Regions from separate parts of the Homo sapiens genome. Here region 1 is linked to region 2. The links are chromatin loops, found by intact Hi-C in ENCODE. Cell type or tissue: mesothelial cell of epicardium. All regions are shown on one strand. Links, peaks and the distances in the headings refer to the core of each region. The heading gives the core; the rest is flanking DNA.

Region 1 (4,403 bases), core at 158-4,157, 74 kb before region 2:
TTGAAACATTTGAAAAACAAAATAACTAGCTTTAGGAGCTAATAATCTGTTCACTTTATTAAATTCATTAATGATTAATCCACATTGGCCATGTGCTTGCTCTTAGAAAATTGTGTAAAGAAGAACTTCATCAGAAATATATTGTTTTAATACACTTTCTCTGCTATTTATACATATGTGTGTGTGTGTATATATATATATATGTTTTCTTAGTTGTATAAAATCCCTTAAAGTAGTATAAAATGTTCTGCATTTAAAGTTTCTTCTCTGCTAATACCTCACTCATCCTGTGCTATTATTTGCCCTGGTATCATGTTGTACCTTGACCATGAGTTGGTACTTTATCCATGTTCTTATACCAGTTGGAACTTATTTTTACTATTTTTTGAAACAAGCTCATAAGTCTTTGAATTTCAATTTTTCTTTTTCTTGGAAGAAATTTTTAGATCATAAAAAGCCCAATGTGTAACTTATGGATTACGTTTGTTCAGTTTAAAACTGTATTTAATATTTCCTCACATTTCATGTTTTCCAATTAATTTTATTTTTTTTTAATTCCCTGGAAAAATGAAATTTCAATATATCATTATTTAATTCCTTCTCAACATAATTAAAACCCACTAAAAATAAGAGAAGCCTATTCCAGAAAAGAGTGCTAAAACTCAAAATTTTTCTTGTACCCAAACTATAAAAGATGCTAGCTGAAAGCATATGCATCCCATAACCAACTTATGTAATAGCTACTCCAGTTATTTCTGATATACGATCTATGTCTTAAATCCGAAGAGTAAAGGTTGGTGGCAGACTGCCAGGTGGGGTAGAATTAGCACTGGGTGATTTTGCCTTCCTTTTGATTGGAATGTGTTTGCTTGCTGTCAGCCTATCCCTGACGGTAGGCTGCCAGAGACTAGTGTCAGTTTGAGAAGTGGAGCTGCTAGCATCGCTGTGACTAAGGGATCATTCTGTAACTCAGGGGTCTGGTGTAAGCTCCATGGAATTAATTTTTTCTTCTTTCTTAAAAGTATTTTTCATTCAGATTTGATTTTATGATATGAATTAAGGATTGCCACACTTTGAAAAAAGGTGACGATAAATAAATGAGAAATATGTAATCAAATGTTTTGAGAGGAATGATTAATTGATTTGCTATTCTATTTTTTTAAAGTTGATTTTGAATTGAAGTACAAAAATTGAAAAGTAAAATCAAGTCTAATGTTAATCATTAGAAGAGAAAGAGTTATCTTGAAAAGTATCTGTCAGGCCTCTGAGCCTATATCTGAATCTGAAGGTGAGGCATATAATTGTCTAGCACAGAGCTACTCAAAGTGGGGTCCCTGGACCAGCGCCTATAAAAGACAACTATAGAAAGTGAGCATAAACATGTAGAAACTCTTAGAGCAGTTTGACACTGCCACTTCATCCAACCCTGTGATTTCGTATTTTATAAAAATCAGCCCATGGCATTTTTGAATTTTAAAAATTTGCCCTTTACTACAAATGGAGATGGATTGATTTAGCATAAATTACTGTAAGCAGAAAAGAGTGTCATTTGAACTTCATATATTGAGAATAATTTATCCTGTGTGATTCTGTCTGAAAGCTGGGAAGTGAGGTGTTTTTCTCTCTGAAAAATCTCTTTCTAGCCCTAGAATAGCATATTTATATTCATAAGATTACAGCAAAGGAGGCTGAAGCTGATGTTGTGCTCTCCTTTTGCAGATATAAAAACAAAAGTACAAAGGGCTTAAGTGAGATGTCTGATATTACACAATTAACATCAGAATTTAAAATCAAGTTAAGTAAACAGCATTGCACAGAACTTATTTAATATTCTGATGAGTAAAATGAAAACACCCTAGGTTGATTATGGCATCAAATTGGATATATTTGTAATTATATATGGCAGATGTCAGTGCTTTGTCTTAAGGTTTCTGATGGAAAAGCATTGTGATAGTCGTTCAATGGGTGAACAGTGAAACTATACATACTGCAAACCAAGGTGATGAGTTGGAAGGAATTCAATAACCAAAACCAAAATTAAACAAAGAGAATGAAGAAAGATTAAGGTAGGAACACATAGTTTGGTTAAAGAACTAATAGAGCAGAAATGTAAGTCCACAACTCTCTGAAAGGTATAAAATTCCAAAAGAAAAAGGGTTCACCTTGGACTGTAAATAGGAGAAATAAAATGAAAATAAGAAAGGGAAAGTTTAGACAAAACATTGGGGATTCTTGTTAATTTTCAGGAGTATTAGGTTAGTTGAGTGGGTGCCCAAAAGAATCTCTAAGGACATTTAAAACTTCATTGAACAAAGCCATGGACAGTGTATTGTGGTGAGCAAGAAGACTTAATGGCAGGGGGATGGTCTGGATCAACCATGAGGTGTTTTTCAGCTCTAATTTCTAGTATACCATAGCTCTGTGAAGAATAGTTGCTAAATTGCTTGATCAACCCAGACAAATAAAACTCAAAACAGGAATAAATTCCCAGACAAAACAATAAAGTCAGCCAAAATTGAAACACACCCCTCAGAATAACAAAGAACCCTAAATCTTGCATCATACCCCAAAGACGACAAATTCAGTTTCTGGCAGCCTGCCCAGAAGAATAAATTCCAGAGACTAGATCCTTCACTGAGTAAGCCCAACCAACAGGTTGGGAGAGTTCAACTTCTCAGACACGCAAAACCTCCCAGCAGATATTAATATTAGAGCAGACTAAAACTGAAAGGGAAAAGTGATATATTAAACAGCTTGATCTATGAGTGAACTAATTCCTGTATTCATTCTTCAAGGAGTTATTATGGAGTACCTACTATCTGCCAGCTACTATTCTGGGGTAGGGTACCTCAGTGAACCAAACACTGAAGAGATCTACCCTTGTGGAGTTTACGTTCTAGTGTGAGGAACAGTAAAGAACACGGTATGCCATATCTTCAGTAGGTGGGAAGTGCTAAGGGGAGTAGATAGCAGGCTAAGGAATATGGCGGGCAGGGTTGGGGGTGTGACAGAATGGGGGCAGATGGCTGCGTTTAATAATGCAATCAGGGTAGAACTCCTGAAGAAGGAGAGACATTTGAGCAAGACAAAGGCAGTGAGAGTAGTTAGCCAAGTGGGTACTGGGGAAAGAATATCCCAGGCAGTGAGAACTTACAGAGCACAGCAGGAATGGTGGAGCAAACCTGGTGTGTTTGAGGAATATGAAGGAATATTCTTCCCCACACTCACTCCCCTCCAGTGGAATGAAGTCAGAGAGACCTTGTAGGCCTTTACTAAGACCTTGTCTTTTATTCTGAGTAAACTACTTACATCTTGCTGTGAGACTCTTAGGACCTCAGTGAAGAAATTAATGCACTTCAGGTGCCAGCCTCCCTGGGCAACCATTCACTCACACATCAGTGGTGTTTCTTTGTGCTCCTTCAGATTGTTCAGGTCATAAGTTATAAGAATGTCAGCATCTTCCGGCAGCATGGGCCTTTAACATAAAAGTATGTCCTGTAGGTACTGCTACTGAGAATGCAGGGAAAATCGTGAATCTTATAACTCTGGATGTTTGCTTTCATTTTTTTCTTAGACCAGCAATAAAAAATTTTAAAAATTATATTTATGATCTTTGTATGATGTTTGTACATATATGAAATATGTACTCTGTCACAGAAAATAAAACCCTAAATATCAGCAATTGTATTGTGGGTTTATATTCTATGAAACCTGATCTTTACTAAGGGCTTGATAAATGTTTAAAGGTAACTAGGAGCTTAAAGTTAGAAGACAAAAATGGATCTGCTTGTGAGAAGGAATGACAATATTAAAAGAATATTTTGATGTTTTTGGATATTTGAAAATATTCGAAAATTAAAGGCTAAGTTAGAAAAACACTGTTAATGTTTATTCATGATTTGAAAAAAAGTGTGTTGAGTACCTGCCGTGTGCCAGGCACATTTTCTAGACCCTATGGATACAACAGTGAGCAACACATAAGAGCCTGAAATCTAATACGTTCCTCTATGAAGATTCTCTTCAGGCAGTTTACCAGTTCTATTACAACAATGTGTAGCTGAGGTGGTGGGTCAATAGGAGACTCGTCTGCAAGCCAGCATCACCTGTTATGATGGGACATGGCTAGGAAATGATACTTCATGACCTGTCCCCATCTGGTGATCTACTCTTTGGAAATCCTCAGGCAGAGACTACATCTCTGAATGTTCAGGAACTTGGGACTTGGCTCCAAGTCTTTGCTATTGTGAGTAGTGCTGCAATAAACATACGTGTGCATGTGTCTTTATAGTAGAATGATTTATAATCCTTTGGGTATATACCCAGTAATGCGATTGCTGGGTCAAATGGTATTTGTAGTTCTAGATCCCTGAGGAATCGCCACACTCTCTTCCACAATGGTTGAA
Region 2 (4,403 bases), core at 211-4,210:
ATAAGCCCTGCAAGAAACAAGGTGACGGTATGTCTTGAGGTGAAAGACATACCTTTCACTCACAGCTTGTATACCCTAGAGAAACCCTCATAGCTGCTCAAGGAAGCATGGACATGCAAAATCAGAAAAGGCTTATCAACCTATGAAAGAAGAGATAAATTGGGCTTATGCTCATAAAAAATATTATGCAGTAGTTAAAATTAATGAATGAGTGCCACATCTACCTATGTGGCTAAATTCCAAAAACACAATAGTGAACAAAAAGAAAACTTCAATTGCAGGAGGATACACACAGGATGATATCATTATCACTTTTAAAAACTTCTAAAAAAAACCCTGCATTATTGTTTATGGATACATCTGTATGTAATAAATGTCAAAACACACATGGGTGAAGTGACAGCACATCCAGGGTAGTGGATACTTCTGGCAAGAGAGGGAATGGAATGGGAAAAGGTACACAGAGGTCTTCAATCCAACTGTAGTATTCTGTTATTAAAAAACATCTTTTTATATGACAAAACCAGAAGGTGGATCCATTGGTGTTCATTATATTATTCGCTATACTTTTATGAATAGCTAAAATACTTCACGATAAAGAGGATGCAAATGAAATGGCCCTCCTGTTAAGAAGCACTCAGATTATAGGGGCATCATAAGTACAATAAAAATGGCCATAATATGTTAAAAGTGTTAATAGGGGCATGAGGTGTATGAGGTGGGAGAGAAAACAGAGGAAGATGGAACTAACTCTGTCTCAAAGAGTCAAGAGGAGTCAAGAAGACTTCACCTGGTAGTTACACTCAAGTTCATTTTCTGAGGATATGTAGTTTAGTTGGGGGAAAAACAGGAATATTTATTGGAGGCTACAAAGACAGTTTGTAGAAAGAGTGAGAGACTTCACTGGAGTCTAGAGCTGTCAGGGTAGAGGGAATGGCTGATGAAACCGATTGGAGTTGACTCAGGCTGTGTTCTCCCATCCAAACGTGCATGCGCGTGCACACATGCGCACGTGTGTGTGTGTGTGTGTCAGGGATGTGAGGGGGTAAAGTAAGAGGGGAGAATGAATGAGAACACAGCTAGGGAGACCCATGCTCTTATAATTTTCCCAGTGACAGGTCATGAGAGCCTGGAATGTGATGACAGCAGTGATGTGGAAGGGGCAGGAGTGGGAGGTATCCAGGAAGACTCTATGGGACTTGATGACTGTGGGACTAGAAGAGGTTCCTATCTTGAACAACTTTGGCTGATGATGACACTGACCTAGACAGTAATATGGAAGATGGAGAAGAAGCAAGGTTTCCCCAACCTTAGAGTGAAAGGAGGAAAGGTGAGAAGATAATGAGTTTGATTTGGGATTTGTTAGCTTTGAAACCTCTCCAGGTAGAAATGTCAAGAAGGGAGCCATGGGAAGAAGCAGCATAGAGATAATGACTGGAGTGGATAACACAGGCAAAAGGCAGTCTGTAAAATGAGAAAAGAAGATTTCACTGGACAGCTAAGAAGGTGGATCATCACACTGTAGGCACGCTAAGCTCTTCCTCCCAGAGACAGGTCATGTTTTGGCAGAAGAATCTGAAGACTTCTAATTCAACAGCAATAAAGAGAACTGAACAAAGGAATCATGCCCTAGGGTTTGGCATCTGGCCTTAGCAAACTAGTGTAGCAATGAAAGCACCAACTTTATAGTTAAACTGACGTACATTAAATGCATTTGCCATTAAACTTTCATTCCCCACTTACTAGGTGTAAACTTGGGCAAGTCACCAAACCACTCTGAGCCTCAGTTTCTTTTTCTGGCAATGGGGATGATACCTTACAAGCTTGTGGTGAGGACAAAGTTGAATAATGTAGGTAAAATATTGAATACATATTAAGTCCCTTCTCCTTTTCTTAGCTCTTACCATTGCGAATGCCTACACTTGTCTGATAACATTTTATTTAACTAATTACTTTTTCCTCAAAATACAAAGTACTACTGACCATAGAAGTTGTTGATTACTTGAAACCAGGGGCCATATCTTACATGTTGATCAGTCAGGTACGTACTGAACGTTACTATTTTCCTAACAAGTCATAGACTACCAATAACATGTAGCACCATGCTAGGTACATTGTCGGTGAGCAATAAATAAATAAATGGCTTCTGAATTGAAGTGTACTGTAGTACAGCCAATAAAAATAAGCATAAAATGTTTTATGATTCAGCTTCATATGTAATCATTTGGTAACAACCTTGTTAAGCCCAAAAACATGCATAGGCAATAAGTATATCATTTTATAAGGAAAGGAAAATAGAGGTTATTTGTTCAAGTTCACAGAAAAAAATTACCTCAGGGCCAGAAATAGACAGCAGTGAATCTAATGGTCAGTAAACATGGGGAAATCTCCCAGTAGGGTTTCAGTTATGGGCCCAGTGAGACATGAACAAACAATCCCTTAGGATTTCTAATGCAAAAGAACAAATATAAAAATAGAAGGCTGCCTTTCATGTAGTCAGTACCAAGTTCTCCAACCAGATTCTACACAGCAACTGGAGGACAGGGCCTCAGATCAAGGAAGAAGTGGGATTGGTTTGGAGGGATCCTATCTGGACTCAAGGAAAGTGACAATACAAATTATGGGATGGATCTACATCCTCGAGGTACGTTTTTATATCTGTGCAGAAAAGTAAGCTGATAGCATAAAGGGTCACCAAATAGGAAAGGAGATATGGTTTAATTTTTATCTTTGTGACTTGCTGCTTACATTCATTATGGAAAAAATAGGGTTTAAGTCAGAGTTTAAGGTGGGCCAAGACTTCCCACCTTAGGGTTTAAGAAGCTTTGCCGGTTCAGAAGTGAAGCTGGTGTATTGGTGAAAAGCAACCAAACAGAAGGAAAAGTGAGAAGACAAAGTAGAAAAGGAGAGAGAGGTGGTCAACCGGGACAGAATTTGAGTCAGAGATATCTGTGGTATGTTCAGGTCAGAAGTTAAAATAAGAATAAAGTTAGAGACTCGTTTCTGGAGTAGACAGACTTGGGGGAAAAGAGTCCCAGAACTCTCCCCATTCATAAAATGCATCTATTATAAATACATATACACAGAAGATGTCCTCTATAATATTATTTCTACTTCTGAAAAAAATCTGTGGCTCTTTTGATCTGAGATACGGAGGTGCTGGTGGGGGTTTGAGGGATGGCAGGACAGACAATTATGTAATCAGCAAGCTGAGGTCAAAACCTGGAAAGTCAAGATGTCAGTGAGAGGCAGCAGGAGGAATTTCTCCCAGAAAACAGATAGCACAAGTAGTCTTTTTGTATTGTGGGTAAATTTTGTTCCCTAGAATACGTTCAAGTCCTAAACCCCAGTACCTCTGAATGTGACTGTATTTGGAAATAGGGTATTTGCTGATGTAATTAACTTAAGATGAGGTAATAATGGATTAGGGCTTTTAAGGTATCCTTATAAGAAGAAGCGTGAAACTTGGACACACTGATATACCCAAGGATAAAGTTCACGTGAAGATGGAGGCAGAGGCTGGAATATGTGGCTTCAAAGAACACTCCCGGCCAGCAATCACCAGAAGCTGAGAAGAGCAAAGAAAGATTCATCCCTAGAACCTGGTGAGGACACATGGCATTTCCAAAACCATGATATTGAACCTCTAGACTACAGAACTGTAAGGGAATAAATTTCTGCTGTTTTAAACCAACCAGATTGTGGGTACTTCGTTATGGCAGCACTAGGAACCCAACATGCCTTGCTGTCTGAAGGACTTTCAGCTGTGTGGTTGCCAGGTTTATGAGTCAACTGAGAAGCAGATTTTCACAGTCCGTATCCTCAATCCATGTCCCTGGCATGACACTCCCCTCAAGCCTCAACCCTCGATCCCACCAGGCCACGCATCCCCTAGTGGAGCCAGGTTTGGTGAGAGCGCTGGTCCTCAGAGAGTCTAGCATGACCAGAGAGTTCAGGCCTGGCCTTCTGGAACACATCTTTTCTGGGTTCTAAGGGCCAAAATTTTTCTCCTTCAGAGCCAAGGGCCCACAAATACCTGCACTTCAAATTCTTTTATAGCTTACTAGAGTAAGAGAAGGGTATGGTGTTTGGCCAATTAGAAGAGTAAGCATTTAAGTAAGTAGTAGGTGTTTTAAATCTAGGGAAACCTCTGGAGCAGTGATGGCATTTTACAGTCACTGAGACCTTAATGAACACCAATGTCTAGATTGCACCTGCATAAATTGGGTACAGATGCAGGTATTAGTATTTTTTTAAAGCTGCCAGTATGCAGTCAAGTTGAAAGCTTGAACTAGGTGCTGGTCTGGGCGATAAGGAGTCTATCGTGGGTCCACCCAGCTGTAAGATCATGTAGAAGGAAAGTTATTAAGTTATTAGATAGAAAATTACACCTGGTTTCTGAT

The links. Hi-C counts contacts between places; a loop is a spot of excess contacts. Peaks named below come from ENCODE experiments on the same cell type or tissue, not always from the same donor. Only the 100,000 strongest peaks of a DNase experiment are listed, where the experiment ranks them.
Region 1: a loop joins it to region 2, with 5 times the contacts of the local background. A loop is called at or near these places in 1 of 110 quality-filtered maps.

Annotation. Positions count from the first base shown.
Region 1 is chr7:96,718,487-96,722,889 of GRCh38, forward strand. No RefSeq gene overlaps it. Among named protein-coding and RNA genes, the nearest start is that of SEM1, 11 kb to the left of the region's middle. In mesothelial cell of epicardium, for the core only: no CTCF peak of the experiment used is centred there; DNase peaks (open chromatin) are centred at 819 and 2,606.
Region 2 is chr7:96,792,655-96,797,057 of GRCh38, forward strand. All of the region lies in intron 2 of LOC105375414 (a long non-coding RNA gene), which reads left to right. Among named protein-coding and RNA genes, the nearest start is that of SEM1, 85 kb to the left of the region's middle. In mesothelial cell of epicardium, for the core only: no CTCF peak of the experiment used is centred there; no DNase peak of the experiment used is centred there.